Linked DNA regions of Homo sapiens: region 2 is linked to region 1. A link is an interaction called in ENCODE POLR2A ChIA-PET data of the cell type or tissue named here. Cell type or tissue: PC-9. All regions are shown on one strand. Each heading gives the region's core, and the rest is flanking DNA. Links, peaks and the distances in the headings are about the cores only.

Region 1 (16,894 bases), core at 495-8,494:
TATTGCTGGAACATTGCAGGAAAGTGGGAAAAGATAAAGCCAGGGAGGTAAAAATGATCAGATAATGAAGAACATTGAACACCATGCTAAAGAGTTTCTTTTTACCTTGTTCTGAAGATTAGGAGAGCCATTGAAGAATTTTAAGTAGGAGATAAAACACGACCAGATTTATATTTAAGCAGTATGATTAGCAAAAGAACATGTTGATTTTGAATTGTTTCCAAATATTAAAGAATTTCATTAAAATAGATTAAGCAATGTAATGAATTTACTCTGAGTAAATCTTTTTAAAGTAACATTCTGACTCTAAAATCACACACCATTGTTATTTCAGTTTTGTGCTATATTAATTCCCTTTTGGTATTTTTATTAAAATAGTTGTACAACTCATTTAAGGATTTTTTTATGAAATTTTTAAAAACTTTAAATCTCTCCATTAATAAATTCTGTAAAAAACTTGCATGCCAGTCGATCAATATCCTCAATTGATAACTGGCTCTATTTCAGTGAATTTGTTAAATAATTTTATATCTAAATAAATTAATAAACAATGGCACTGGCAAGAATGGCTGCTGTAACACAAATCAGTGTTATCCAAGGAACTTCCACCTCTACTGCTATGACTACAACCTGGGGTCCCTGGACCACCAGAAGCTTGATGTCAGATGGGAGGCAGATATATGCAAAATAGGAGTTTACTTGCATGCAACAGACAGGCTTATATAGGAAATATTTAAAGAGGAGGAAGACAGACATTTATATGCCAGGCTTGAAATTAGAGCATCCCTGGGGAATCTTTTTAACTAGATTAATGAATCAAAGAAGATTTCATCTAGCAAGTTTTAGAAAAAATCTTTAACACAATAAAGACAGAATTCCTATCTATTGAATATAAATCTCTGTTCATGGATTTTGGGAAGTTTCAGATGAATCATATGTTTAGATGTTATAAGGACAATGTATTAATCTTTTTTCTAGTATGGAATATAATGGTCTCTATATAGGAAAACAAATAAATAGAAAGAGAGTTGTGTCTATGCTCCTTTAGAAAGTTAATATAGTTTTAAATTTTTGCTTTTGCATGTTATCAAAAGAAAAGTAGGAATTTCCAGAAGTAATTGTTCATTTATCACCGTTCCATTTTGGTTAGTATAAGTCCTAGGGAAAATATGTGCAACTGATTGAGTTAATTGTTTCCATTTGAAAACCAAGACAGGATGTCTCAGCCAGATGCCAGTTCAGGTACAGTGTTACTGATGGGACGGCTAAATGTAATAGTGGCTTTATTAGGCTAGTGAAAGAATAAGTTTTAAATTTTACTATAAATGACACTTAGTGCAGTTTCACTGATTTTATTATGAACATTTAAATCTGCTTTGAACAAATGTGTAGCTCCAATTGGTAATGGATCTGGAAGAGGATGTGAAAAGTCAGCAAGAAAGAGGAAGTAGGCCAAAATTTAAGAAGGTCCAAAGAAACTGGAATGTTAACATGTGAATAAAACTCACTAAATTTAATAACATTTCCATTGTTTTTGAAGTAATATATTTCATTATATCCATATTGACAAGTAGATGAAAATACATTTCAAGAAATAGGTCTCTTCATTTCCACAGTTTATCAGGACAATGTTATCTTGTACATAAATAGGACAGTATTGGCTTGAGGGCTTTAGCTTGGCCAGATACAAAATGGTAATTGAAGAGCTCTTTTTTTTTTTTTTTTTTTGACATAGTCTCCTTCCTTGTCATGGAGGCTGGAGTACAGTGGTGTGATCTCGGCTCACTACAGCCTCTACCTCCCAGGTTCAAGCGATTCTCCTGCCTCAGCCTCCTGAGTAGCTGGAATTACAGGTGCCCGCCACCACACCCAGCTAATTTTTGTATTTCTTTTAGTAGAGACGGGGTTTCACCATGTTGGCCAGGGTGGCCCCAAACTCCTGACTGCAAGTGATTCGCTCACCTCAACCTCCCAAAGTGCTAGGATTACAGGCATGAAGCCATTGTGCCTGGCCTGAAAAGCTTTTCTAATACATAGATAAAGATATATTTCTGTACTTCAGCTAATTCAAATGTGAGGATCGTGTTTACTTATAAAAGCCAAAATATAAAAATACTTCCAACTTTTTTAGGCATACATTACTGTATTTAAACAGACTTCAATATAAAGAAGTTACTTTTAAACACTTTTGTTATTTGAGAAGATGGAAAAAATAATAACCAGCATGAGAGTCTATAAAAATGACTTTTTTTTTTTTTTTGACAGAATCTTGCTCTGTCACCAGGCTGGAGTGCAGTGGCGTGACCTCGGCTCACTGCAGCCTCCACCTCCCTGGTTCAAGCGATTCTCCTGCCTCAGCCTGCTGAGTAGGTAGGACTACAGGCACATGCCACCACACCCAGCTAATTTTTGTATTTTTAGTAGAGACGGGGTTTTACCATGTTGGCCAGGATGGTCTCCATCTCTTGACCTAGTGATCCGCCCACCTCAGCCTCCCAAAGTGATAAAGATGACTTTCTATGTTACTAACGAATCCTTCTTTTTAAAAATTTTCTCTTTGTTAATTACTCTGTATGTGTTTTGAGGAGCCGGAGCTGGGTTAAGAAAATAGAGGGGAATCTGGGGCCGAGGGATACAGTTTAGCAGATTGTTTAGGAGAATCCCACAGTCATTTAAATGTCCCCTTTTACAAGGAGGCTCCACAAGGAGTAGCTTTCATGTGATGTGTTTTCCAATCACAAAAGACCAGGCAGTCTGAAAAGAGAATCTGCATGAGAAAATTAGGGCGATGACATCCCATGCCATGGCTTTCATGGAAGAACTGTTTCTACCTGCTTTGTAATCATAGCACAGGGAAAAACAGAATACTCTTAGTTCATATGTCTCCCTAAGTAAAGAACTGTGGCAGGAGAATGGGAAGCCAGGAGAAGAATGCAACTTACTGCTCTATTCCATGAGGATCTCAAAAATCTGGAGGCTTCCAAGCACAACCACTTGATCTGTGGATTATAGCAGGCCAGACCATTGTCTCCTAGCCAGCAGGTGACAGAATTCATTTTTAACCTTTTACCACCTGGGTAAAACATTACCCAGATAGGAGTAAGGAAAAAAAAAATAAACTCTTAGATGATCCAAGAACACATTTAAAGGAAATTATCAAAGAACAAAGAAGAGGTTTTAAAACTTAAAAACAACAACATGATTTTTGTATATTACAAAAAGGTTAACAGAGGAAGTAAAAAAGTAGATTGCTAAAAACAAATGATCAATTTGGAAAATCAAACGTCAGAATCCTGAAATGACAAAGAAAAGAGACAGGTGGAAGATGCAACGACAGTGTGGCAGTAATGGGTTGAATTATCCTATTAAAATACCAGATTGCATTTAAAAAAGAAACAAAATTCAGCTATGTGCTTTTTACAAGGAGTGAAACAAAAACAAAATTACATAGACAGATGGCTAAACATAATAAGATGACTACACATGTTCTAAACAAATGATAATTTAAAAATCAGATAAGTGAGATATAATACTAAAACCATTAAATGAGCCCCCCCACCCCGCCAAATGTATATTTATCGTGATAAAGACTGGATTCAGGACTTCCAGTTTTAGCTCCAAGGTATAAAGTGCTTGGAAGTTGTCACTCCTGTCCTTCAACAAGAAAAAGTTGGATAAAATGAAAATCAATGACTTTTTTTAGCCCTATCGGAGAACTAAGTTTGCCATGCAGACCTCTACCCTGGAATCTGGAGAGAGGAAAATTCAGTCTGAGCTGAGATCTGCTTACCTAGAGTAGAGCTATTAAAAATATAAACTGCTAAGGACACTTAAATGGTAATTTTGACAAATTGCTAGAGACTGAGTGCAGACTAACATGAGAGGGAGATATTCCCAGGGGCTCCATACTTCATGAGCTTTTCTTCCCTGATCTCTACCAGGTTCTCACAATGAAGACTGGAGAAATATCGTCCTTGCTCTGGCAAGGGGAGGGGAAAAGTAATCACTGTGGAATATGGGTTTCTCCATAACAAAGACCTACTCTCCAGGGAAAAGACCTTATTCCAGAGCTGCAGAGGAAGAACATTCCTCTTACTCCAGCCTCCTCTAGCTTTTCTGTCTCAGCTAGGAAGGGAAGTTATACAAGAAGAAACCCCTGTGAAGCTCACAGGCCAGAGACACAGGCCCCAGTAAAAGACCAAGATTTAATTAGAAGATTATGGAATGTTTTTCTATACCTACCTTACCACTGCACCCAAAGAAGTCTTGTATCATAGTGAATTTCAGCTGAGAAACAGACTGTAAGGAAGGGTATAGTAGTTCCCCCTTATCTACAGGGGATCTTTTCCCAGACCCCCAGTGGATGCTTGAAATCGTTCATGATACTGAACCCTATCCATACTATGTTTTTCCCTATATGTACATGTGTATGAGAAAATTTAACTTAAAAATTAAGCAAAGTAAAAGGTTAATGACTATTATAATGAAACAATAATTCTAACAATATAATGTCATAAAAGTTATGTAAACGTGGCCTCTTGCTCTCTCAAAATATCTTATTCTACTATATTCACCTATTGTTGGACTATAGTTGATGGCGGGTAGATGAAACTGCAGAAAATAAAACTGTGCATTACAAGGGACTACTATAAGCCCAAAGTCAAGAAGGAAGTCAAAAATAAAAACACTCAAGCCAAGCTTTTGGCACCTATAGCTACACCAAATGTAAATAAAGCCCAGCTCCTAACCAGATTAACATGAAACTTTATTCCAAAGGCCTACTTACCTCTGTTCCTATAACCAATAAAACATGTCCAGCATTCAACAAAAAAATTACAAGGTACAGCCAAAAGCAAGAAAAAATAACAGTCTCAGATACAATACACATGTCACAATCATCAAACAGGGAATTTAAAATAACTATGATTACTGTAGTAAGGGCTCTAACGGGAAAAGTAGCAACACGCAACATCAAATGGGTAACATAAAAGTGAAAGATGGCAATTCTCAGCAACAATAAAAAGAAAATGTGGAAATCTAACGGGAAAAGTAGCAACACGCAACATCAAATGGGTAACATAAGTGAAAGATGGCAATTCTCAGTAACAATAAAAAGAAAATGTGGAAATGTGACAATATTGTAATAAAAATGGAGAATGTCTTTGATAAGCTCATTAGTAGATTGGACAAATAGATTACACAAAATAATTAAAACAATCACAAATGTTTATGCATCATACACTATAACTAAGGCATAATAAAAATTTCTATAAGGAAAAAAAGAAGTACACAACTCAACGGAAGTAGTGAAAGATTTTACCATGCTTCTTTCAAATCAAGCAGACAATAAAAAGTGAAAGATACAGAACTTTAATGACACAAGTAACATGACATATAATAATTGAGATTTTATAATTGGTTAAAAAGAAAATAAATTTACCAAAACATAAAATAATCCATAGATAATCTTATCAAAACCCCCAATTATTTGCCCCTACCATAGGTGACAGTGGCTATTTATAAGGCCACAACGAATAATTCAACTAATTCCATGCAAAGGAAACCATATAGCCCTGATTTTTAAGCCAAAATTCAATAAACTAGAAGTTGACTATAAATAACTGGAACATAATACAAACACATAAACTCCTTTACTTACAAAATTAAAACATACTTCCAAATGAACTTGAGTCAAAGAGCTTATTAAAACTAGAAACATAAACTTTAGAAAGTAATCATGAATATTTATATTTCAAAAGTAATGGACTTAATCCAAAGCAGTATTGAAAAGAAAATTTATAACTATAAATGCATTTATTATAACACAATAAAATTTTAAATAAATGGTTTAAGGATTCAATCCAAGATATGATTTTTGAAAGGTTATTTCCTTTAAATATAAAAGGAAACAAAATCAAAAGCAAAAATAAATTAAAATAAATAATGAATTATACAAATCAAGTAAAATAACTTCTGGTCAAGCCTAATCAAAACAAAAAATATTAGAAACATTATTAGTAAAAAGAAAAGAAACAAAGTGTAAAGATAAAGTTTAAAAGCAATAGGATGACATTCAAGGAGATATGTAAATGATCAAAATTGACTCAAGAAGACTTAAAAAAACACAAAATACCAATAGTCATAGAATGTATTACTAGATTTTCTATTGCAAAGGTTGAGAAACTTTTTTCTGTAAATGGCTAGATAATGAATATTTGAGACTTTGCCAGCCGTGCTGTCTCTGTGGCAAATACTCAACTCCCACATTGCAGCATGAAACCAGCCAGGGGCAATTCATGGGTAAGACTGTAATCCAAAAATACAGGTGGCAGGATGGAACTGGCCTGAGGGTACTAGGTTACTCGCCTGTATCTAATGTCAACTCAGATCCTTGCCACTCTTTGCTAAGATCTCCTCTGCATTTCAGAAGAGAATCCTGAAATAATGTTTTCCAGAATCCATTTACCAGGGTGGTTGTCGGTTAGCGACTACCCATGAAAGAAACTCACATGTGATATAAATAGTGAAGCAGGCAGAAGTCATAGTTGTTGAGAGTAAACTGCAGGCAGTCCATCAGTGCTTGTGACTGGGTGGGTTGTTTGCCCAATTCTGGAATTCAGTTAGCAAGCCCATTTGGCTCTCATACCAAGCTACATCCTGTAGCTTAGATATTTCCAGTAAAAATAGATATCTTGACCTCCACTTCCATTCCTTTGTTTTCTTTATTAATTTGTTTAGAACTCCTGAAAAGAAGAATGGTCCAGTTGGGAGAACACCACAAGATACCAACAGTTTTTTTTTTTTAAACCTTCAGTAACAGATAATACTTATAGTGAATGTAACATATGAGAATGTTGTATTTACCATAGATATTTAAAAATAGGTAGCATATTTCAAAAGGCAGAAGTTTTCAGTGCAGATAAAATGAGAAAATGTAACTTTAAAAAATTCTGTGTATAAGAGGAACAAGAAAAATAAAAACTTAGGAATAAAACCTAATATAAATAAGCAAAATCTACATCAGTAAAACTGTAAAACTCTATTGAAGCATGTAAAGAAAGAACAAAGTAAGTAAACAGTCATATCATAATCCTAAATGGAAATGATCAATATTATGAAGATGTTAACACTTTCCAAATTAATCTGTAAAGCCATGGAATTATCAATATGATAAGAATGTTCACACTTTCCAAATTGATCTATAAAGTCAATGACATCCTCAAACACATCCAAACAAGATTTCTCTGTGGAACTCAAATTTATTATTAGAACACCTGGAAGAGAATACCATAAGAATATGCATAAAAATAATACCTAAAATCATGTTTTTGAAACCATTATACAAGGATTTCTCAACCTCAGCACAGTGGAAATTTGGGGCAAGTTACTAATTCCTTGTTGTGGAAGGCTGTCCTGTGTATTTTGGATGTTAGCAATATTCCCTACCTCCACCAACTGAATGACAGTGAGATCCCATGCCTCAGTTTTAACAACCAAAAATGGATCCAGACATTGCGAATTCTCCTGGGGCAGCGAATACTCTATTCCCCTAGCTGAAGCCACTGCAGTATAGATACAAAAGATCAATGAAACAGGAGAAGGGTCCGGAAATGATTTCATGTATGTATGGGAATTTAATTTATGATAAAGGTGGCATTTCAAATTAGCATGGAAAAGATGAACTCATCAATAAATAAGCTTGAAATAATCAACTCTACATTTGGAAAAAAAAAGTGTTAAATCATTTTTCGCACCAGCACCAAAATAAAATCCATGTGGATTAGAATCTAACTGTTAAACAACAACTACAACGAACAACCCTTGGGCCCGCGAATTTGCAGAGGCAGAAAAAGTAAAGTGTGTTGTGAAGGTGATTCCACCACCAGGGAGAGCGCACTCCTCAATTCTCAATTTAGAAGCAGCCGTGGAGAGGAACGGACAAGGAATAACTTTCAAAAAAGCCCAGCCAGGAACCACAAAGTACTTGGACAAGAAAGTATGTCCCAGCAAGCAGAATCAGCGACTCATCAAGAAAGTTCTGGAAAGAAAGATCTGGAAATGCAGCCCGCTAGAATTTCAGCATTGCTGAAAACTGGCATTTACTATGTGTTTTCTAATTTTTCTTTTTTTCTCTCTCTCTTTTTTTTTTTAGTTTTTTATTTTGTTTTTTTTTTTAGTTTTTTTTTTTTAAATTATACTTTAAGTTCTAACTAAACACCGCATGTTCTCACTCATAGGTGGGAACTGAACAATGAGAACACTTGGACACAGGAAGGGGAACACCACACACTGGGGCCTGTCATGTGTTTTCTAATTTTTCTTTTTCCAAATGGGAGTGTTTATTATGGTATTCTACTCCAATATATTGTAGGTTTTTGTGTGAGGTGGGGGGGGGATAGGGAAGAGCAGATAACTTGTTTTTTAAGTTCATGGATAACTAGATCACAAGGAGCCACATCTGGACTTCATGGAGAAACAGCACATGACCTAGACATCCCTGCACTTTGAACTTGATGAAATTTTCTTGTCTCCCTTGGGGAGGAGATGTGGTAAACTTGTACCGTGCCAGTCTAGCAAACCACAAAATTCTGAGAATTCCCTTCCCTGCAAAGTTTCAGGTTAGCTTGTGCCACAAGAAGCATTTTGTATGAGATTCCGAAGGGAACAGGAAGCAGCAGCCCGATTCTTTGCATGCTCGGGTCCACTCTAGAGGTCCAGCACTGCTGCAGCTCACAATGCAGCGATCTGCCAGCTCCCCTCCTTGGTTTGAGGCGGCAGCCAGCCAGCAGCTTCTTCCGTTCCCGACAGATCTCCTCCTTCAGCTTCTCTGGTTCTGGGGCAGGTGTGTGTGTGGCTCCATGACAAAGGACTCCAGCTTCTGCCAGAGGTCACACTCAGTGTCATAGCTGGCGTCTTCAAGGCGTTGAGAAAACAATGCAGGGTTCATCTTGTCCTTGGCGGGTCCAGTTTGGTGTTGTTCATTCCCATTTCGTTTTCTTCTGTCTTCCTCTAGTATTTGTTTGGCTGACCTTAGGCCCAGCCTCAGGTGCTGAAGTAATCGCTGTCTAGCAGCTGCTTAATATAGAAAGCGAATTGCCTATAATAAATCCTATGGTTTAAAATGTTCCCTGTGGCTCTGCTCCTCTGATTAAACTCCAATACAGAAGATTAGTATGTTCTGTGGATGAGAAGAGTAAGGGCATCTTTGGTGACCAGAGGGCAGACTGTCAGATTCCAGAAACACACCCACCAGAGCACATAGGGAGGGAGAAGCTTTTGTCAAAGAACACGGTGTAACAAAAAGGAGGACAGCATGGCTATAAATGGCAGGTTGAATGGAGAGATGAAAATGCTACCTTATCCTTTAGATAGGAGGCATGATTATCTGGTAAGGTAGGAGGCCGGGAGAAGGAAAGTGGGGCTTTTCAGAATAGAGGAGGTATATGAAATAGCTGCTGCACACTGGTTACTTGACTAGAGTATCTACAGAATAATAATACCAAAAGTTTATTGAAGGGATATTGCAGCCATTGTATAGGCATTTTCTATACAAGAACACATTCAATCCTCACTAAACCCTTACAGGTGTGCCATTGTTATTTTATTTTTATAGATGAAAAAACTGAGGCACAGAGAAAATAAGTACCTAGCCCAATGTAATATTTTCAAAAAACTAGCCAATATTCCAAAAAATATCTTATGCTAGAAAACTATAATTCTTGGCACATAAATTTCCAATGGACTATTAGATATTTTCATTCCCATTTTACAGGTAGGCATAATGAGGCCCAAGGAAGTTTACTACTGTGCCCAGGTTATATACCAAAAATGCTAAATTAAGATTTGTTATGAGTGATAATAACACTGGCAACCAGAACCCTAAGGATTTATAGTTTTAGACTATTCATAATATATATAATGAATATTTTATTTATGTATATGTACAAATACATACATACACATTTATATAACACCTATGTATTACATTACATTAATACATTAATATGTGTTACAGATAAAAATCAGAGGCTAAGAGTATATAAAGTGACATCTTAAGTAAACTTGGAAATTGAGGGATATGATTGTTAATTTTATGTGTCAACTTAGGGGCTAAGAGAAACGTGTCTTTTTCTTTTTTTTTTTTTTTTTTTTTTTTTTTTGAGATGGAGTCTCACTCTGTCTCCCAGGCTGGAGTGCAATGGTGCGATCTTGGCTTACTGCAACCTCTGCCTCCCAGGTTCAAGCGATTCTCCTGCTTCAGCCTCCTGAGTAGCTGGGACTACAGGCCCGTGCCACAATGCCCGGCTAATTTTTTGTATTTTTAGTAGAGACTGGGTTTCACCGTGTTAGCCAGGATGGTCTCGATTTCCTGACCTCATGATCCGCCCGCTTCGGTCTCCCAAAGTGCCAGGATTACAGGCATGAGCCACCGCTCCCATCTGGGAAATGTGTCTTTTTTTGTCGAGATTAATCACTAACCTGTGTAGTGTGAAATGGGCCCTGTGTAGTTAACTTTCCACCCAGTGACTTGTAGATGTCTTCAGTGAAAGATAACATAGGGGGATGAGTGTTAGTGATATGGTTGAATGTGTGTCCCGCCCAAATCTCATATTGAATTGTAATCCCCAGCTTTGGAGGTGATGCCTGGTGGGAGGTAATTAGATCATGGGGGCAGGTTTTCATGAATGGTTTAGCACTATCCCCTCGGTACTGTTCTTGTGACAGTGAGTGAGTGAGTTATCATGAGACTCCTGTTGCTTGGAAATTGTGTGGCACCTCCCCGCTCTATCTCTTAGTCCTGCTCCTGCCATGTAAGATGCCTGCTCCTGCTTTGCCTTCTGCCATGAGTAAAAGCTCCCTGAGGCCTCCCCAAAGGAAATGCTGCCATGCATCCTGCACAGCCTGTGGAATTATGAGCCAATTAAACCTCTTTTCTCTATAAATTACCCAGTCTCAGGTATTTCTTCAGAGCAGTGTGAGAAGGAACTAATACAGCTGGTTTCTGCTCTGGCAGACTAAAAATTTGGTAGTAAGAGTAGATGGTTTGGCCTTGGTAAGTGGCAGCCCATGCTCTGGGGCTCATGCATTTTCCCTATCTCTTGTACCATGACTATTCCATCATATATCCATATGTCAGCATTGGATTGGTGGGTACAGCAGCTGGCCGACATCAACTGGCTGAGTGACTTTGTCTAGCTTGATAAGTGACTCTTTCTTTCTAGATGTTCTTTGGTGATCATTAACATGTAATACAGAGATTTTCACATGTTGTAACCACTCTCACATGTCCATCCAAATGCTCCTGCTCAAGAATTCCGTATCTCAAATCTTTCAATCTTACCACTCCCAGCTCCCAGCAGGGAGACAAGCCATTTGCCACTGACCATGAATCCATATATTTCTAATTTAGAGCCATTTATCTTTTTACACAAAGTTAATTACCAGGTACTTGCCAAAAACTCTTTCCACTGAAAAATTTTCCCACATACCAGGCTGTCCCACACTGGAATCAAGCTTGCCTTTTTCTCCTCCCATTTGGCCATAAGTATGAGCTGAGAGAGACACACTGTGCAGCAGTGGTAGATGGCATGGGGATCTGAGCTGCATCGTTGGGCAACTAGCTTGTGCCTTTCATTCCTGCTCATGCTTACTCCCCAGATGCACCACTCCCATCTCACAGTGGATTGTTTCTAAGGTCATTTGACATCCTTACATGGCAGAACTGATAGAACTCAGCTTATGAAGGGCAGTTCTGGCCCCGTGGTCACTCGATTTTTACGAGACCACAGTAATACACCAAAGGCTACTTTTGAAAAGGCATGTACTTATTTACCGAAGGTGACATGGCCTTGCTACAGAGCCCTAAGGGTCTATGTTACAATTTTTCTCATTGGGATTTTCCATAAACTCATCATAGCGTATTTCACTACTGGTACATTAAACATCATTACAGAGATTTTTAGAGACTATAGGGTTGCTACAGAGCCCTTTTCTGCTTGGGTCCTATTCAAAGGTGGAAGACTCTTGTGTTACCTGGTATAAAAGTCAGAGCAGTATTCCTAGATGTGGCACATGGTGCTTTCTTAGCACAAACGGGCCTACCTAGTATTGTCCTTCCTTCTTTGTAATAGGAAATACAGAATGCAATAATTTATCTTTTAATGTGGAGAGTAAAGGATCGCTCGACCCCTAAATGTTTTACTGATGTGATGGATCCCTGAATCACTGTGAGTTTACCACTATTTGTAACACATGGATCTTACCAAGGCCTCTAATCACCTAGGCACTTCTTGCTCATCCAGTCCAATCAAGATAATGGCATCAATATAGTGGGTCTGTATGATGTGTGGAATATCCAGAGGATCTAGATCACTTTATACTGTAACAGTGCAAAACAGTTATCATAGTCTTGGGACAAAACTATACCTGTCTATTCCAAATAAATGCAAAGTGTTTATGATCCTCTTTTCTGATAAGAATAGAGCCTGTAATCCCAGCTCTTTGGGAGGCTGAGATGGGCAGATCACGAGGTCAGGAGATGGAGACCATCCTAGCTAACACGGTGAAATCCCATCTCTACCAAAAATACAAAAAATTAGCCGGGCGTGTTAGCGGGTGCCTGTAGTCCCAGCTACTCGGGAGGCTAAGGCAGGAGAATGGCGTGAACCCGGAAGGCGGAGCTTGCAGTGAGCCGAGATCGCGCCACTGCACTCCAGCCTGGGCAACAGAGCGAGAATCCGTCTCAAAAACATAAACAAATAAATAAAAGAACAGAGGAGAACATATTCATCAACTCAATGGCCATATACCATACACCTGCTATGCTACTTTAGCACCAATAAGCACATCTGGCCTAGCAGCTGCAACTGGGACTACTACTTGGTTGGCTTTGTAGTAGTCCACTGTCATCCTCCAGCCAGGCAGCACATGATCCAGCTCTGAAATCACATTTTAGCGTCTGCTTGTTTGAACACTCCTTGGCACTAACTGCTGCAATCTGGCTTCCATGTGAATCAGCCTCTGAGAAGAAGATTAGATTGCCAGACGTTTGTTAAGAATTGCTCTTAGGATTTCACAACTGTAGAAGAGTTATAAAAGAAACAGAATTTCAGAGAAGGAAAATGCTGTCCCAATAAAAGCTTCTGTGGATTCCATGGAGAGATATGGAGCTGGGATGACCTTCTGAAGTCGTCCTGAGTTGAGGAGAAGGGACTTGGTCTTTACATCCCTATGTTGGATGCAGGCTAACCCTGGAAGTAAGTGTAATCTTGAGTGAGCCAATTTTCTTCAGCTGAGACAGTTCCCATAGAGGGCTGACAGTTGAGAATCATCTTCCAGTAGCATTTCCAGCATCTGAGACAATAAGTCCTTCATGTATTAAGGGAGATACGGGCTTCTCATAGCTCAAAGCACCCACCACTATCAGATGACTGTATGTGGGGGACAGTTCTGGCCTTTTTATGTTGTTCCATTGTTCAACTTGTCTATTCTTGCACAAATATCAAATTGTTTTAATTACTATAGCCTTAGAATTGGTCTTGATATTTGATAGGGTCTAGGATTGTTTTCCTCCCTTAATATTGTATTGCCAATATTGGTCTTCTCTAATAAGTTTATCAATTTTGATTTTTAAAAAAATCTGCTGGGATTTTGGTTATGATTGCATTGAATCTACACATTGTCTGGAGAAAATTGACATCTTTATATTATGCCTCCCAATATCATACCTTCCAATAATCATGAATCATCTCTGCATTTATTTAGTCTTCTTTAAACTTAATGAGAATTTTAACTCCTAGTATAAAGATTTTGAACATATTTTGATATATTTTTTCCTTGATATTTGATGTTTGTTGATGTTAATGTAATGATATCAATTTTTCATTTCACTTTTTTGTTGTTTTGTTACTGGAATGAAATGTTTGTGAATTGAACATATACCCAATAACTTTGCTAAATTTACTTATTAATTCTGATTATTTGCAAGTTGTTTACATTTTCTAGGCACATGATCATTAGGCCTGTGAATAATGATGGTTTTATTTCTTTTTTTCTAATTATGTCTTTTTTCTTGCCTTATTTTACTGGCTAGATTTGCAATACAATATTGAATGCAATATTAATAGTGAACATCTTTTTCTAATTCCTAATTTCAAGAGATCATTTTTCAATATTTCCCCATTGTATAAGATTTCTGCACTAGGTTTTTTATAGATATTCTTATAGATTATGTGTAGGTTAATATGTTTCCCCTATTCCTAGTATTTTTGGAGTTTTATCATAGATAAATGTTGAATTTTGTCAAATGATTTTTCTAAATACATCAAAATAATCATGCACTTTTCTCCCCTTTCTTCTTTTTTCTTTGGTATGATCAATTTTACTGATTGATTTTTCAATGCTAAACTAAATTTGAATACGGGAAAAATCCCATCTGATATTTTATATATGTAGACAAACGCTAAACTTTAAATGCTCATATTTTATTAAGGATTTTATTAAAGATATTTGCGTCTATGCTCATGATTGGTCAGTAATTTACCTTTCTTGTAATTTCTTTTTTAGGTTTTGGAGTTAAGATTTGGGTGCTAATCTCATAAAAAGAACTAGAGACTATTCACTGTTTTCAACTTCCTGAAAGAATTGATGTCTGATTTATGTTATTTCTTATTTGCATTTATTCTTTTTATGTTTGCAAAGATGCATCAATGATTCTATCTGAGTCTAGGATTTTCATAATTGTGAGAAGGTTTTTAAATAATGTGTTCAATTGTTAGACTATTAAAGAATGACATTTAATCCCTAAATATTTGAGTGTGTGCTTTTTACCAAGTGTTGTATTGAATGAATGTTATGTATCATTGTGATAGAGGTCGATGAGGGTATTAGTCCGTTCTCACACTGCTATGAAGAATACCTGAGACTGGGTGATTATACACAAAAGTTTAATTGACTCACAGTTCTTTATGGCTGGAGAGGCCACAGAAAACTTACAATCATTGTTTAAGGTGAATGGAGAAGCAAGGCACATCTTAACATGGCAGCAGGAAAGAGAGAAGAGCACAGGGGAAACCATCCCCATGATCCAATCACCTCCCACCAGTTTCCTCCCTCAACACATGGGGATTACAATTTGGATTACAATTGTTGATGAGATTTGGGTGGGGACACAGCCAAACTATACCAATGATACATGGTGATCCTATGTTGAAGATACAGAGGTGAGAGGTAAGCACGTACCTGCACTTGTGAAATGTATATTCTGGGGAGAGGAGGGCAGACTTGTCAACAAAACAGTAATAAATACAAAATTTCAATTTTGGTGAATTCCAAGCAAAAGTTCATGGTGTCATGAAAGTTAAAAATTGAATGATTTTATCTCATTTAGACATATCAGGAACAACTTCCAGGAGCAAATGACATTTGTAAATAATTAAATGTTCCCCCTTATCTTTACTTAACACATTTTTGTTATTTCTTTCATTGTAAAAGAATATTTTCTTAATATAGCTGTTCTTCTGAAAAGCTACTCTTCTAACTTGGGTTGTACATTCAATCACGCCTCTATTAGAGTCTCAAATGTCCATATTAGGAGGAAAGCTGGATTCTTTCTGCGCTTTCACCTCTCCCTACTCAAATGGGACAGCTTGATTTCTCACTATTCTCTACTGCCATTGCTTCTCCCTACCACATGGTGTCCCTGTTGACAACTGGTCCTCCACAGTCAGCTAGGTGATTGACTCCATGAATCTCCAAAGCATTCTAGTCTCAGAATTAAAATGAAACAAGGATCTCAACTTCTGGGATTCACATAATCCAGCTACCTGTGCTCATCTCTCTCAGCTATATTCAGCCATCTCTCAGTCTCTGAGAGTACTGTTTCAAAATTTTCACAGCAATTGTCTTTGTAGCTCTGGAGTGGTACCTGGATGCCTAGAGGTATAACTTCACTTTATAACTCTAAAAACTCAAAAAGCCCTATATACCCCTCCTGTCAAATTCACCCTCCTACCCTCCTAAAGATTGTTTGACTAAATGTCCTGAGCCTATACCATCTAAAACCTCGAAGATGCTTGTATAGCTCCTTTCCTACACCAAGGACGCTATTATGTTCAGAAAAAGAGAGGGACCTATTTTCAGATCTCAAGGGAGATTTATCCTCCTAAGAATTACTGAAATAAGGTTCTAGCACTTCCATCATTAGGTCAAAGAAAGGAAAAAACAAAAACAAGTTTAATATATGGTATGCGTGTTATATATACACACACACACACACACACGTTGTTTAATTAAACTTCCTTTTGTTCTAGGTAACAGTAGTGTGGAGAAAATATACTGATTATTTATAATCTTATGAAAATACTTCAGTTATTTAACAAAAACCATCAGACCGCTCCGTGGGCTTTTCTTCTCTGCTATAAACAACAAGGTTCTTTAAACCTTTCCTAAGGTCACTATTTTCTAAACATTATTCATTTTTCTCATTCTTCCCTGATTTTTTCTGGTTTGTCCACATCTTTTAAAAAGCACAGTGACCAAAAGTAGCCACAATATCCTAACAAATAGCTCATGAATGCATAATATGGCAGAGAGATTACTTCCAAATGCTTCATGAATTATTCCTTTTAATAAATTCCAGAATCCTAGTTGCTTGGGGTCAGCATCAACACCCAAGGATTTTCTTTTCCGTGTTTGCCTAGTCAGTCCTTTCCATTTATTTATTCCTTTAGTAAATTTTAATCCTGTTTTAAAAACCAGTATTTTTGCTAATGTCACCTTCATTCTAATTTTCGTATGTCAGAATAATGGAAAGATTTCTAAATATTACATTCTTCCGCATCTCAAAGTCTATATATGCTAGATTGATTATTCAGTAGTTTCAAATTATTGAGTT
Region 2 (16,894 bases), core at 3,985-11,984, 100 kb after region 1:
AAAGAAAGACTATGCTGTTAACTCTAACAACAGGCCATCTTTTAAGATATCTTTTTGGTCTTGGAGCTTGCACACTACTTGACTTCTTAAATAGGAAGATAGCTTGTTCATGTATTGGTAGTGATGGTTGTGCCAATCAGAGTACCACGTTTTACTCTTGATAAAGATTATGTTACCAAGTGAGCAGGTACCAGGCAAATGGATAGGTTTCCTAGAACTGGTTACTCTTTTAAGTGTCATTGCTGTGCATAGCCTTACATTTTCTGAAGATGGGGACTGTCATGTGATGCAGACCAAGGACTCTTGAAAATGTTGCATAGATGACAAGCCTCCAAAATCTGTGTACTTTCTATATTTTACCTGTGGCTCAAGGATAACTTGCACAGGCTAGAACTCAGCAACATGTGTGGTATGAGGAATGTTAGAGTTGGAAAGACCCCAGGAACTTATCCTCACTGATGTGCAGATTGAGGCCTAGAGAGCAGAAGTTGACTTGACTTTGTCAAGGCCACTAGACAGCCACTATTAAACTGCTAATGTGGTGATACATTTTTCCTTATGTGAGAACCAATTAGGAAAATGGAATCCTGGTTTCAAAATTCACATACTTTTTATAAAAGCATTTCTTTATTATGTTAGTGGATTGCATGGTTTTCAGATTGGGAGATGAGGTAAGAATCTGTTGCTTCGGAAATATTTACGGGAACAGTAAGGGAAACAATCTCATAATAATCACATTAGTCAAATGGAATGGTATATATATATCACTATATATATACTGTATATATATGTACTATATATACAGTATATATAGTATCACTATATATATACTGTTATATATATATCACTATATATATATATAGTGATAACTTCTGTTTCTGTAGGCATCTGACAAATTGGCAAATAACTGGAAATACTACCTTTATAATGGTTACCATTATGTTAGAACTGTACTTTAAGCAAGTATATAGATGAAGGATGTTTATTTTAATATTTTGGCTTATTCAGTGATGGTGATGAATAATATGGCTGACATTGGCATGCTTGGTTCCACAAGGAAACTTTCTGGTAATAATTTTAACATTTCATTTAACAGTACATCTCAATGATAAAAGTACCATAAAAATGAATAAATAAGCATGTTTAGTGAACGCTAGAAAGTATAACCTATTATTTTTGAAATATATTCAGTGAGTGACCTTAACTTTTATTTACACTATATTCTATGGGATATTCTATTCAGAAGTTCAAGTTTTTTTTTTTTTTTTTGGTCAAGACCGTCAGAAAATAAATTCATAGCTATAAACTTGAATGGCTTGCCTAAAATATTATTAATTTACCTTTTTAAACTTTGGTTTGCAAAGTTCCCAAATCTGAAAACAAAGGGAGCTAAAAATTATAAAGGGGAACTATAATAACTACGTTTATAATTAAAGCCAAGTTGTTATAAGTGATACTTTTGGTAGCATTCGCTAATTTTGCCTTTTACCTCATGGGAATGCATTTTAAATTTAGTTTTGTTAATTTTATTTGTCATCAGATTTCTCGTTAGAATTCATGTGCCACCTTCAAGCCACTTTTTATCATCCCCTAGTGACTGAGTAGGCTCCTCCCTGGACGGTTATTTGCCCTGTTTCCACACCAGACTATCTTTGCCAGGCTGGCTTCACTAAATTTGCTCTCTTGCTATTCCACTTAATTCCTCTTTTATTTTCAGACTGTGATTTTTTTTTTGTACTTAGCTTTTTCCCTTTTGTATTTGTTTTGTTTTGTTTTATTTTTGAGACATGGTTTCACTGTCACCCAGGCTGGAGTGCAGTGGTATGATCACAGCTCACTGCAGCCTTAACTTCCCCAGGCTCAGGTGATGTTCCCTTTTCAGCCTTCCAAGTAGCTGGGATTACAGGTGTGTGCCACCACTCCCTGCTAATATTTGTATTTATTTTTAGAGATGGGGGTCTTACTATGTTGCCCAGGCTGGTCTTGAACTCCTAGGCTCAAGTGATCCTTCCACCTCGGCCTCCCAATGTGCTGGGATTACAGAGGTGAGCCACTGTGCCCAGCCGGCTTTTTTTCTTTAGACTAGTAGTTGGGTTGTTTCTTAGTCCACTGAGGTATGTATTGGGTTGTTGCTGGGGTTTGTGGGGCAGAGGCAAAGTAGAGGTCTGATTCCTTAAAGGAAATCAACATTCTCAAACAGAACAAGGCATTTTAATGGTAAGTGCAAGGATGTGGATTTACATTTCTACTATATACACTATGTGCTGATAAACCAGCATGATCTGCCAGGAAGGACCTGGGAGCAGCAGGATTTAGATGCATTTTAGAGGGTAGTTGGATGGGTCTAAAGGGCTCTGAGTAAGCTTCTAGTTTTGCATTGCTTAATAATGACTCTCCAGGAGTGACTCTTAGGTGCCACATGTGTCCTCAATGTTTGCAGATAGTATGCAGTGTATAAACTCTCCGTGAGGTATTAGGAAAAACACCAGGGCTTCACTGGCTAAGTAGCTTAGCTAAGGTCCCACAGCTGGTAGATGTTTGGACCTTGGTCTGACTCCAAGCCAGGACTCAGAGCCACGTGCCTCTTCCTTCATAAGTTAAATGGTCTAATGTTTTATTAGAACATTGTTTTCATTCAGCAAATATGTATGAGCATCTGCTCTTTGCTAAGCTTTGCCCTAGGTGCCGCATATGCAGAGAAGAAGATGCAGACCTGCCTTTGAGAAACTCGGTCAGAGGATGGCAGATCCTTCCTTTTACTTCATGGTCTATTAGTTTTGTGCTCAAAGTGCTATGGGAACACAGTGCTTTATTTCACTTCAAAAATCCTCTATTGATTTACTAAGTGGTTGGTTTTGTCTGGAAGGGAAGTTGAAGGAGAAAAGTTCCCACAGAGGAGGTGATGTGTTTTGAAGCGGGTCTGAGAGGGAGAAAAAGAGGGAAGGATCCTAGGCTGAGGGAACAGCCTGAAGAAAAGAATAGAGGCATGAAGAGGCATATATCATGGGCGAGAGACAAGAAGCATCGAGAATGTTGAGAGTGAGGAGAGGCTAGAAAAAGTGGAAAGATGTCCTAGACCTATGCATTCAAAGGCCCTGATGCTGTGTGTACTTCCTGCAGGGTTGACAGTTAACAAACAGAACAAAAAGAAAAGTCTTCATGTCTAAGATTCCATCAAAACCCTTTCTATTCAGTTCCTTTCTCAGCAGGCAGGCAGTGACAGATTTCTGCTTTGGTGTGTGCAGATAACTACTTGTTGCTGGAATGTTTTTCAGTCATCAGGCATGTTTGGAAGTTGTGAACAGGTTAGAAGGGCAGGCTGCGCAGCCTCAGTTCCACTCTCCTGAGCTGAGCCTGTGTCCACACTACTCTATATTGCCTTCTTTATGTAAACAAAGAGCTATTTTCACACTTCATTCACAAAACGGATGGCGTGCAGAATGAGGCTGGGTGAAGGATCCGCAATTGGGATAAAAGGGAGGCAGCTTCCAGGACACTGAATTAAAGTAATGAAGCTGTTACATCACAGGCAAAGAAAACAGTTATAACACTTTTAAGATCTCAAGTTTGTGGAAAATTAATTGCTATGAGGTTACACTTCATTGAGTATCTGCATCATTTTTCCACTGACATTCATTCGGGTCCCGTGTATATAAATGCTGGAAAGATTTTGTGGTATTTAAGGATTTGAAATGACTGAATTCTTTTGGTGGATGTACTATCTTGATGCCATGCCATTTTTTGAAGCTCTGCTATTTGCATTCTAGGAAATCCTTGTTCATGAGTGGATACTATTTTAAGCATTTCAATGTTTGCATGATAGAAATATACTTCTGTGCTTAAATATGCCCAGTTGGCCGTTGCACCTGCCCTTTGAGTCACTACAGAGATCAGAAACCATTAACAACAGAAGTTGAATTTACGTGGTACTTATCTCCTGTTGTTTCTGGCAGTTATTTTGCTGCGTATTTATAAGGACATCTGTCTTTTAAGTAGTCATAATTATTTATCTTTTTTTCTGCTGGGGAATAAATCACAGCTTGTTTCCCATAATGCCATATATATTCATAGTCTAGGGTGATTAGAAATGCAAATTGAGAGTCATTAAAGCTTTATAATTTATTTTGCTTTGGTAGCAGATGATATTTAAAATCAGTGTGCTAAGAAGAAACATTTGCTTAAAATATAAGATGTGAACAAATTAGAAGACAGAAGTATTCATTTCTCCTACTGGAAATTTCTTGCTGGGTCTGGGAAAAGGGGGAAACCTGCAGTGTTCGTTTCTAATTTACTGTACTTTAAACCTGAGATCTTATGTCAGGCAGGGTGCAAATTGTAAAGAACATAGGAAAAACACAGTAATGATTAGTGTTTTCAGATTGCTCTATGGAAGCATGCTAAAGACTCTCTCTTACTAGAGTGTGATTTGCCTTTGGATTACCCATTAAAAGGATGGATAAAATTTAGATGAATTTCTTATAGTAGTTGGTGGTTTTGTGAATACACTAAAAACAAGGGAAAAAGTTGGATAATGCTGGTATGAAAAATATAGATCTGTACATCCATAGCCTGAGATGGGGTGTCCTAGAGACAGATCTCTGCTGGAAATGCGTTAATTTTGTAGATAATAAAAGGCATCAGGGGATTCTTTGTTTTCAATAGGCAGTGACATCTCTACAACTATGCATTTTATTATTGACTTTACTTTTATTTCTAAACAAAAGTTCACTATTTCTGGAGCTATAAATGAAAAAGAACACACACATATATAGATATACACACACACACGTGTGTGTGTATATATGTCTGCATCTAAAGTTATAAGAACACTAGTATGCCATGAGGTCTAGTCTCTTGTATTGTAGAGGCAATACATTTTCATGTAGAGCTCCAGAAATAATGTACTTTTGTTTAGAAATAAAAGTAAAGTCAGTAACAAAATGCATAGTTGTAGAGATATTCCAAATTTATAGTTTTATATATATATATATATATATAACAGTTATATATATATCAAATGGCTTCAACTGTATCTTTGCATTGTGTTAGTCACTATGGTCAAAACTGTCTATTTCAAAAGCAGCAATCTGAAAATAGCAGGCAATTTCCCAGGTCACAATCTGGCTAGGCTACTGAGAGATGCTGAGTCGAGATACCTAATTGATAAATACTAACCCTTTAAAAAGTGGTTTTTAATCTGTGTTTTCTTGAGAATATTAGCAGTCTTGAGGTTTTAAGCCATGATAACGAAGAAAAAATTAGTGATTAAGTCATCTCTATTCTTATTTTAAAGAAGTTTTTGCTTCACGGTGAAAAATTTATCTTTAATCTGTACTGATAACTTTGAATAGGCATCGGTTGGGCACCCCATTAAACTAACAGCTTTAAAATGGTTTCCTTTTAGAACTAACATTTACATCCTAGGAAATCAATTAGGGTGTCTGGATTTTACATTTCCCTTGCAATCTTTGTTTGCAGTCATTTCTAAGTGGCCAACCTACCGTAGCAAAAACTCAGAGGTGCAAATCTTCTGGAAGAAGTGTAAATGCCACAAGTTTACTTGGAAAAATGGAAAAATAGGACTTATTTAATGTATCTGCCGAACATTTAAAACTGCATAAAGCACTGGAAATACTTTTGGTATGTAGGAATGTGTGGTGTTTCAAAACTACAAACATTGTTCTGAAAATTTCCCCGGTAGTGGTGAATTATATGAGACCACGTCCATCTAAGGAAGGCTTGTTTAACTAGCCTGTGGTTCTGGGGCTCATTCAAACACTCTTAAACAAAATAAAGGGAATGGATGTAATAACTTCTTTATGGAAAGGCCATAAAAAGCTACAGGGCCATGTAAACAAATTGGGTCATTTACTAGATGTTTAAGTGATAGATTTGCAGTCCAAATTTAGGGGTGTGTATTATGTTTTATAGGATGGTGACCATGTTCTACCTTGAGAATGAGGTTGCAAGCTTATTTTTTGTTTATTTGTTTGTTTTCGTTTAGTGCGTGGAAATCCATTATTGCTATTTTGTATTGCACTTGGAAAGCATACCTAAAATTCTGGGCAATTGCATTTATAAAGCTTTTCAACTTTGAAAAATGGCTAGAAACTCAGGTATGAAGATTGAATTGATCTGATTTCTGGTATCATTAGGTTCTTTTCAAGGAAAATAAGATGATTGAAATAGAAATTTTCCTTCTGGGCTCAGACATGTCTAAACTAATTGTAAAATAATTGTTCTGGCTTACAAGAGTAGACTCATAACTACAACTATGTAAAGTAAAAAATCTAACAACAGTTAGGATTTATAGTTACTGTCACTCTGCCAGTCTTGTAATAAAACTGCTATTATAACCACCCTAGTGTGAGATTCATTTGTCTTACTTGAGAAGTGGGCAATAAGTCCTATCCAAGTTATCTTGCTTTTAGCAGAGCCACTTTATTGCATTAGGATATTAATTTACCTTCTCTGAAATTGGGTATGATGATTGTGCCAAAATGGTTCAGTAAAGGGGAGTTGGGTGGGTGGATGTATAAAAATATGTTGTGCTGCGCATTAATGGTGATGACTAGTGGCAATGGGAGCTAGAAATAAACTTGGAAATTGAAGTAAGCACAGGAAACGAAATAATTTTTATGTTGATACCATAACATTTATTCATTCTGTAACTTCTGTCAAACATGGTTGGCTCATTTGGCCTTAAAGGAAGTGATTGTGTAAGAAATCCTTAGTAAAAATCAATGAGCCTTTCTAAGTTTTGAAAACTGATGGCATCATACCACACTGGCAACTTTTAAGTGTTACTGCTGGAAGTTTGGCAGCAGAAATAACTGCTTCAGCTTCACAGTCTTAAAAAACAACAGACAATGGTGGATATTATAGTTTCTGTGTAATGTGTGACTTGCTAGTTCCTTTTTTTTTTTTTAAATGAGTAACTTGATGGCCTTAAGTCTGTGAATAAACCTAAGACCTGCATTTAAACTGGATTTTCTGTGATCTTGAAAACAACTCACACTTCTATGCCTTAGGTACCTGTCTGAAGCTGAGGCATTGTGGAAAATGCAAAGAGAAATTAGGCTTAGTCTCTGCCTTCAAGTAGTTTATAGCCAAAGGGAGAGAGAAGACATGCAGTTAGGTATATTAGAGAATAAAAAGCGATAGTATCATGTTTGGTGGGAATTCAGAGAAAGGCAAGATTATTTAGTTGAGCCATTAGAAAAGGCTGAGAAAAGTTGTTAGGGGAGATATATATTTTTTGAACAAAGGGGCCAGGAAAGATGAGCATCATTTGCACGTGCAGAATCAAAGGTGGGATAGGATTTTGGCAGCTGGAAACCTGGTGAGTAGATATGCGCAGTAAGGAAGTGTGGGAAATTCATGCAGTCTAAAATGCAGTTTGTTTTGAGGCAGACCTCAGAAGCAGGTTCAGTGGGAAGGTCATTGGAAATGGGAGGCACAAAGGGAGGAACATTGATGTATGACTTGGGCTTGAGTAAATAGAAGAGTGATTCTTCATGCTTTATTGTGAGCTCCTTTATCCACCCGCCCATCCCAGCTATGCAGGCAGCCAAATTATGAATTAAATCTGATTCCTGATGGCACATACAAGACAGAAACAGAATGAAGGTTGCTGAACAGTGAAGAATAAAGTCAGAAGGAAAAGGAAATCTCACAGGAAGAAATCCCCTGAAGAGGAAGCCATGAAGGAAAAAAAGTCAGTGCTATCACAAGGTGGGGAGTGAAGGATGCCAAGGAAGGAGAGAGAGAAAAATCACAGAAATTGGCCCAGATGATAAAATACAGCAGAGACTGAAAAAAATGAAGACCAATGAGTAGCCTATGATTTTTCCAGGTTGACACAAAGAAAAAATCTTCAGTGTAATAAGTGGTGTAGAAGAATGGACATGGAGTAAAGTGAGGAAGTGAGACATCACGTTTTTAAGAGAGAAGGAGATAGTGGTTCCAGGATGGAAGGAAACATGTTTTGTTTCTTTGCTTGTTTTGGAGGTTTGGGGGAGAGCCAGAGGAGAGGAAAAGATTAAATGTGTAGCAAGAGATAAGCCTTCTATTTTTAGAAAGTTCTCCTACCGTTGATATTGGAACACAGGTGAAATAACTGTAGAGCATTAAGCCGCATACCAAATAATCACAATAAGAACTGAGCTTATTTGGTAGGGAAGTAGGTACTAAGTTTTGGAGGAAGTGATCCTTGAGATAATTTTTGACCAAGCGAGGGATTCAGCATTCACAGAACAGCTTCTCGCCATTTTTCTTGAAAATCTGTCTTATTGCCACTTTGATGTCCTGGTACCTATCTTGTGGAAACCTCAGTTCCATTGGAACATCCAATTAACGTGTATATTTAGAGGACTTACTATGTCTCATAATCTGGGCTGCTCTTAGCACTCCAAGTCTGAGAAAGCAACTTAAAACTAATAGATTTTGTCCTGCTTAAATATTATTCCTTCACAATATTTCAAAATATATAATATAGTATGTTAAGTAAGCATGGAATTATTGTCAAGCTAATAAGTACATATTAACATTGCTATTTTTAGGTAAAATAATTATCTTTACATTTTTAAATTTCCTCATTCTCACTGTCATCCCAAACCAGGTGCTGGTTACCTATGACCTAAACTGTGGCAAAGTGTTCTTATTCTTCCTTCTATGACTCAGGCTTTTCCAATGCCGTGTCACCCACAATCGATCATTTGCAGGAGGTTAATGTCAGATAATCTTCTTATAATAGAGTTCTGGTTGTGTCTACTCTAGTCAAGCTTGGATTGGTGCTTCATAAACTGTAATATACATACAAATCACCTTATTAAAATTCAGATTCTATTTTAGTAGGTCTTGAGTGGGACCTAAAAGTTTGCATTTTAACCACCTCACAGGTGATGCTAATGCCATCGGACTGAGGACCAAACTTTGAGTAAGGAAAGTCTACATTGTTGTTCTCCATGGCTACTGTGCTGTCACCCCAGTCTTCTAATACAAAAATTACACAAAACTGACCTCTGCTCACCCCAGAGATCTGTACTTTCCTAACTCCATGTATTGCTCTGCCAACTCTTTCAAACAATAAATTAATTTAATCCAATACACAAAAGTGCGTGTTGTGGTGATTACTGTGTCACATCCTGAAAACAGGTAAACAAAATGTCCTTTGTGTGCTTGATGTTCATAATCAGTGTTGTTTGTATTACACTAGACATATGCTTAGAATGCCCAAGGACTCAGGGATGTTCTACTTTTGGGTCAGGAAGGGCTTCTCATGGGGTTATCACTGAGTAGGGTCTTGAAGGACAAATAATTCACCGGAAAAGGAAGAGAGAGTTCTAAGCAGATGGTGCGGACTTGTGAGAGAGTACAAAGCCTATTCAAAAATGAACTACTTTTGGTGAGAAGTAAGATTGAAAAATTATTCATTAATTTTGAGGGCTGTGTCAGACATACTAAGAGCATGTTTAGATGCAAACTCATGAGATGCTTGGGCACCACTGAAGGACCTTGGCTGATGGGTAATGATTATAGCCTTCTGCGCCAATTCCTAATAATAAGGGTGTGTCTTTTTGTTTATGCTTGTATTCTTACACCTATAACAGATCATTAAATATTCATAAATTAATCAGGTTTGATTTTTGTTTTTTAAATGCATTTTACATTTTTCGTATTATTATTTTATCAGCAAATAGGGTTTTTCCCAGCTTTGAGTATAGCTGACAATTAAAAACTGAATGTTTACCAAATAAAATGGAATGTTTTGATATATGTATACATTGCAAAAGGATTACCACAATCCAGCTAATTAATTTATCCATCACCTCACGTAGTTATCTTTTTTTTTCGTGGTGAAAACATTTAAGACCTACTCTCTAAACAAGTTTCAAATATATAATTGTTTTCTTTCCAAAATAAAGGTACTTCAGGATGATTGTAAAGGACAGAGAAGCTAGAGGCTGGGACAGCATTTTGAAGGCATTTGCAGCCGTTCAGATGCCAGACAGTGGAAAAATAGCCAAGTGAGTTAGTGCCTGGGGTGTGGAATGGAAGGGAACCATCATCTCTCCTTCATGCTGCGTGTTCAAAGCCAACGTGGATTTAAGGCCCTGTCTGACTGGTCCCCTCTCCGCCCCATAAAGCCTTCCCTCTTGCCTTCAGTCTAATATGTCTCTCTTCTCTAAACTCTCAGAATAGTGCAGAATTGACCACTTTCTACCTTGGATTCTAATTATATATGTGTTTTAATCTCCCATAATTTTCAAGTGTCAGAGAATAAAATGTTGAATAATCTCTAGCCTAATGCCCCACTGGATGGCAGATCTTTTAAGTGAAGTGAAAACAGCCCACTTAGACCCAACACAGCTTGTTCTGCTGCAGTCTTGGCATCTGGTGTCATAAATCATCATTGATGGGTTCTAAACGAGTCATATGCCTTATTTCACAGCTGGGGGATGCGCCTAACGTCTGGCTTCATTTTAAGGAACTACAAGGGGCTAACTGGAGAGCCTCAATCTTTTTGCTTAGACTGAGTAAAATGAATGCACAAAGAACATGATTGGCAAAATTATAATGATGACTGCTTAGAATGTTATTTCCTCAATAAGAAAAAAAAATGTATCATTTCCAGGAAACTTATTTTTAAACAGGGAACTTTAGGATAAAGTTTTATTGCAATCAATTTATTATAGAGAAGAGCATGACCATCGCAAGTTCATTTTCAGTAACTTTGACGTATTTTTTGTTTTGAATTATTTCCCCTTTTGCTCTTTCTAGTTAACATAAGATATAACTCATGTGCTTTCTTATTTTTAGTTTGTTTTTCTCTTTTGCTTTGAGGTTTTGAGATTGACAACTGTGATTTATCCCAGAGAAGGCAAAAATCTTGAAAAAGTCAGTCTTTTAAAAAGTCACTCAAAGAATATAGTTTTTTTTCCCTTGGAAATAAAGTTGATTTTCTCAGCTCTGATCCTATGAGATTATGGGCAGAACTAAATAGTCCTTAGTTCTGGCATGTGGACAAAACAGAAGCAGACCCTGGAGAGAGAGTTCAAAATTCATGACAGTAAGCACATGTTCGGTATGCCAATATTTATGGTGTCACAACCAAATTGAAACCATAACCCTCTGCTATTTACGTAAGTATGGTGCCCAGACTGCACAAGGTTATGCCTATGTTTCCCAGTAAATTTAAGGCAATAGAAATGTTCAGTACCCCTAGAGACCAGACTATTTATTTTCATGTTCATTTTGTTTCTCTATATGAGGCAGAGTGAATTGTCTTAATTTATATTCATATTTGAAGTCAGCCAGAATGAGAAGGAATGGCATTTAGTGAGGATAGAGAATGGTTTTGTGCTTTCATATGTAATGTATCCAGGCCATTGTGTCCTGGTATTCTTAGTTTCTGAGCTGGGGTGAGTTGGGGGTATTGATTATTGATAGTGAACATAGACTGCTTCTTAGATGGGTAAAGCTCAATGTTCGTATCTTACGTCTTATGCTCTTAGAGAACCTGGGTTTCACCACTTTGGTCAAAAACAGACACACATACTGTTGGTAAGAAGTCATGTTTTATGTCTTTTTATAGAAACTTTGAAAGTATTATCATTCTAAAGTATTTATCGTCCGGTAAAATTTTAAGAACAATGAAGTTTCAGAACCACTATTGAGAGTACATCTTTTTTTCTCTACTTTTTCAAGACAAAGATATCTAGTAACTTAAATTATAGTAACATCGTCATGCACTTGTACAGCAATATAAATGAGAAAGATAATAGAAAAACCAAATAGCATATCACATTTGCTGAATGTGAATACGTTCTTAATGAACCTTTTTAGAATCTCAGACTCCTTCTGATCCCTTTACCATTAGTTGACTTTAGTCTAGAAAACAACTTGGACAGTAACCAGATTGCTAGGTGTCTTTAGTAAGTTGGCTGTTTGATTTGGCTCTTTGAGAGGTGGTCCTATATCTCTGTCAAGGGAAAGTTTTTCAAAACAATTGGTGACTGGAAAATGAGGAATGTTTTGTGCAAGAAGGGAGGCTTTCTCGTTTACAGGATAAAAGACATTTTGGAAGAGTAACTCCCAAGTAAGCAAATGAAGCTTGACTATGTAAATCCTTTTACTTAAGGGATAGAATCCAAGATATTTAAGAAGTCATTTTATTTCTTGAGTTCAGTTATTTAAACATTGTGCTTAGGCTTTTTGTTGGTACTCCAAACATTTTATTAAGATTTCCCTTGGTGTTTTCATAAAAAGACAAAATTCATTATGTTTTATTTGTAAATAATTGTCTTAAACCTAGATGAAAGAGAAAACAAACTTTTCTGTATCATATTCTTTCAGACTAGTTATTCAGTGTTTTTTATGCCCCAAATTTGAAAATGATCACAAATTTTTCACTGATCTGTTTATGTCTAATTTTGGTGCTGGAAAAATAAAAACAGATTACTTAGGGTGTTTAAATCCTGTACAGATTAGTAAACAATACCAAGGAAATTTACTTGGTGTTACTAGAAGGTTGAGGAAGGTTACTGGCTTTTGCAGTCCATTAGTAGATCAATTTGTTAAATGTTTAGTGCTAGGAATCTCATTTATCAGGAAATATCTTAGGCATTGGGGAGAATTGGCCTGTGGTATTTACATTTTAGTCTAGTTGCCAAAATTGATTTTCACGTTTTGTGTGTGACTTAGCTCTTTGTACTGCAGTAGATACCAGGTTAAAGCATAGTTCATATCTTAAAACATTAATAGATTTTGTTTCAGTGCTGCCAATAATTTCAGTGAGTAACAAAAAAACTCCACACTTTCATTAAAATGTTCTTAATGATTTCTGTTTGATTTTCTACGTAGTGATAAATGTTGCCATTTACCCCAGCGGTTTAATAACAACAAATAAGTATTACATTTTGAAGAAACTTGGCAGTATCATTGAATGCCAGTGTGTAATAGCTAATCTATAATTTAGGTTAATTCCATCATTAGTTTGTGACTTGAAATTCTTTGTTTCTGACTGTTTCATGACTTCTTTAAGCACAAAGAGGATATTGGTAGAATCAGGTATGTAGCAAAAGGTCTAGAAATACAGTTTTGATTATTTGAAACACTAGTATTTTAAAATCCAGCAGATGCATTCCTTTGCCTAAATATATTGTGTCTTATGCTATAAAGAGGACACATTTTGTTTTGTTTTAGTGTACATATTAAAACAGTTTATATCCCAAATAAGCTAATATGACTAATGGTTGTCACTGCCCTAATTTTGGGGAAGAAAGTTTGAATCAGAAAAGTGTTCTTGGAAGAAGAATACTCTTTTTTCCTATCTATTTAGGCATTCACTGGAACTTTCTTTACTTCTAAAATTTATGCTTGAAATGGCTCAGAGTTTGTGTATGTGGAGCATATTGGAGGCTGATTGTATCTGTGAGTTTAGGAAAGACTTAACTTGATCCCTTGTGCAATGAAGTCTTTCAAAGAAAACGAGGGTTTTTTGTTTTTTTTTTTTTTTCTATAAGGTAGAGTGGATATTCAGGCTCAGATTTTAGCTAAATTAAGAAGGACCTTTCTCTGTCCAGAATAGTATCACAAAATTAAGACTGGCTCTGGAAGAGAGACAGAGGATGCCCTCTTTTCATTGTCATACACCATTTGAATTGTGTTTGATAAATTTATATTGTGACCTTGAAAATGAAACCACTCAGAAATCCTGGTTAATTTCTGCCCCATGCGTCAGTCTCAAAGGGGAGACCTGCCTTTGCCAACAGACCATTCAGTAAGAAACAAAAATATTAAAACTCCACAATCACAACTTATATGGTCAATAATGGTTTCAAAAATTAAAAAAATTGATCCTGGCATATTTACAAGCAATTATATATAAATACAGGAACATGTATATTATGAATTTTCTTTAAACTATTTGCCTGCATTGATTATAGAGAGAATGAAGCCTCACAATGAAATCTGATTGAATAAATTTAAACACTGTTGTGATCACGAGCGTTGTTTTATTAAGTCACTGGAATGTAAGATACATGAAGCCTGAAATTTTAGTTGTTGTTATTGGAGGTTTATTTATTTTCTCCTACTGCTTTATCTTCAGGATCTAGAACCTTGCCTGGCAGGCAGTAGGTACTCTTAACATTATTTGTTTAGTGAATGAAGAGAAGGGTGTAAGAAGCATCTACCTCTGGAGATAAAAATACAGTGAGGTGAAAGAGAAGTATATATTTTCCTTTCTCCTTGTTTAGGTTATAAACTGTCATATCCATAGCGCCTAGATCAGGGCTTGGTAGTTACTCTGAAATTGAAAGATTCAATAAGTGAATTTTTACATGAAGAAAAATGTGAACTGCTGATTTTGTCTGTTATATCAATTGTCATTTTACTTTTGCTCTTTTTGCCAATTTCTAGAATTTTTTTCTTATTTATTTCATAAATTTGTAGTCATTTAGCAATTCAACAATTATAAACATTTGGAAGTTCTGTGTATTTGTGGGTATAAATAGATTTTTTTTCTGATTTAACACTGCTTTCAAATTGCTTATTGAACTATAGTGGAGAGGAAAAAAAAAGAACTTTTCTTCTACCTCTTAGGTTTAGAAGTTAAACTACAAATTAAACTGACAAAAGACAGAGTAACAGGAGAAAAGGCATATTAATTTTATTAATATTTTAAATTTTGTGTGCATAAGGGCTTCAAAGTAAGGATGTGAAAATCTTAAAAAGCAGTTAGACTTGGGATTTTCTATACCGTTTTAATGAATGGTGATAAATTGTGGAGGAGTGACTAGACAATGGAAAGGGGATTTGAGCTTCTAGCGCCAATGAAGTTTGGGAAAGTGACCAAAAAACATGGGGAAACTAATATTATTATCTAATCATAACAGATAATGTTATTTTAGTAAGGTTATTTTAGTTAAGTCTGCATATACAGTCTCATTCCAGCGCCAGCTGTTTGTCTGTGCTAAGGGTCACTTTCCTCATCCTGGAATGGAGGGAAAGGGGGCATTTATGTCATCTTCAAAAAGGAAAATTTATGTACTACTTTTCGGCAGATAACTGGAGAACGGAGAACTTTTCCCAAATCTGTTTATTCTTACTTGTCTTCAGCTCAAAATAATCCTTATGCCAGAAAGGCATATTTTAGGGTGTCATACTCGAGACCCCTTCATAATCATTGATTAAAACATATGACTGTTTCTGATAGCATATATAGCCTAGGAAAAATGTCATAGGTAGTGCTGGTGGTTGTTGGACATGCTGTTGCTTATGTACCTTTGAGTGAAGCTATTTTTATTTCCTGTTATGCTTACTGCTTGTTTTCCTGAAGGTAAAGCTGTAAGTTACAAATATATGTGACCCAATTCTTAACAGCTTCTGCCAGGACTGACCCTATATCATCTCAGGTATGTCCTCAAGGGGACGTAGGGGAAGGGGAAACAGTTCTGTTTTCTCATTTGTGCAGTCTTTGATTTCCATAGAAAGTCAAAAGTCATTCTAGTAATACACACTTAGGAAATGTGAAGTGCTATGACTCATTTTATTTTGGCTTTGCACAGTGTAGAAAATTTCTTGGCTAGGAAGAAATTCCTTTTCAAACTACCAGTCCTCCCCAAACAATTCTCCTCCCTTCTGAATAGGTAGTTCTCTCTTTGCACAGACATTCTTCTGGGCTTAGCTGCTGTGTAACCTCTTAACCCTTCATTAATAATTTCCTGAGGCCAGTTTGTTATAAAGAAATATTGCAGCACAGACAGTGTGTGAGCAAGAGAGAGAGAGAGAAAGAGCGAGAGAGAAAGAGAGAGAGACACACACACATACTACTTTTTAATGACCAACTAGAATGGGGTTAATGCTCTGAAAGAAATAAAAAAAAAAGTACACATTAGACTTTTTCCCCATTACTTTGCACGTTAATCAAGGAGATCACCCCCTTAGGCAGAAGGTAATAAATACTTTTCAACTTCTCTCTGTTATTCAGAATAAATGGCTCATTTCTATATTATACACATATTTAAATGCTTTGAGTATTTAAAAGAATAATCATGAATCTTTCAAAGAATTCTTAATAGTAGGAGACCGTTGGTGAGTAAATTTATCTCTTTTTGGTTCTTAACAAAAGAGATAGTCTCTCTTTTCTTGAAGAAATCACCAAGGAACTGGATGTTTTCAGAGATGGACATTTGGGCTTCCACTCTCCTGCGCTATAATCCTTTCTCACCTTTCTCATATTTCAGCAGCACAGGACCTCGGTGAATTTCACACTGGTCCCTTGGCTAGCCAGTAGAGCAATAAACCTCCCATGAGAAATGCTGTGAATTACACAGAGCTGTCATTACTCAGGGGATACGGGGCAATGATCAAAATGCTGCCTCCACAGAGAAATGCTCACACTCTAATGTTAAGTGAAAAAGCAGGGTGAGAATAAGATTTTAAATATTTTTATGTATGCCCCCATAAATATTTCTATGTATGTAGAGGAACTAGAATGAAATACACTAAAATGTTGTAAGTATTTCATCTATAAAGGCTGTAGGGCAGCGGTGGGGGTGTTGGTACTTTCCTTTCTAAAATACATAGTATTTTCCAAATTTCCTATAGTAAGCTTATATTACTACTATATTAGAAACAATGCTGTGCTAATTCCTTAAACCTAATTTAAACAGAGGGTTCAGGGAAGGCAAATACAAATAGCATTTTCTCCTATTGTAACGGAAAGCACCTTAATATGCCAAGACTTTTTTTAGAAGCCTAGGAGGTGGCATTCTTAAAGGTGGCCCTTCAGGCTTAAGATTTAAAATTGGCTCTTAATTTTATCCCAGAGCTCGATGTGGATATAGTCAAAGCGGCCGCAGCAGTCGGTGCAGGAGAGCCATCACAA

What was found. ChIA-PET counts read pairs that join two places held together with the same protein. Peaks named below come from ENCODE experiments on the same cell type or tissue, not always from the same donor. Only the 100,000 strongest peaks of a DNase experiment are listed, where the experiment ranks them.
Region 2: POLR2A ChIA-PET joins it to region 1 with 12 read pairs; 3 of 35 experiments call an interaction of 5 or more read pairs at or near these places.

Annotation. Positions count from the first base shown.
Region 1 is chr4:157,044,521-157,061,414 of GRCh38, reverse strand. No RefSeq gene overlaps it. Among named protein-coding and RNA genes, the nearest start is that of GLRB, 23 kb to the left of the region's middle. In PC-9, for the core only: no CTCF peak of the experiment used is centred there; no DNase peak of the experiment used is centred there.
Region 2 is chr4:156,948,357-156,965,250 of GRCh38, reverse strand. The region is part of intron 1 of PDGFC (platelet derived growth factor C); the gene reads left to right. Among named protein-coding and RNA genes, the nearest start is that of PDGFC, 15 kb to the left of the region's middle. In PC-9, for the core only: no CTCF peak of the experiment used is centred there; a DNase peak (open chromatin) is centred at 8,690; H3K27ac peaks cover 1,389 bases.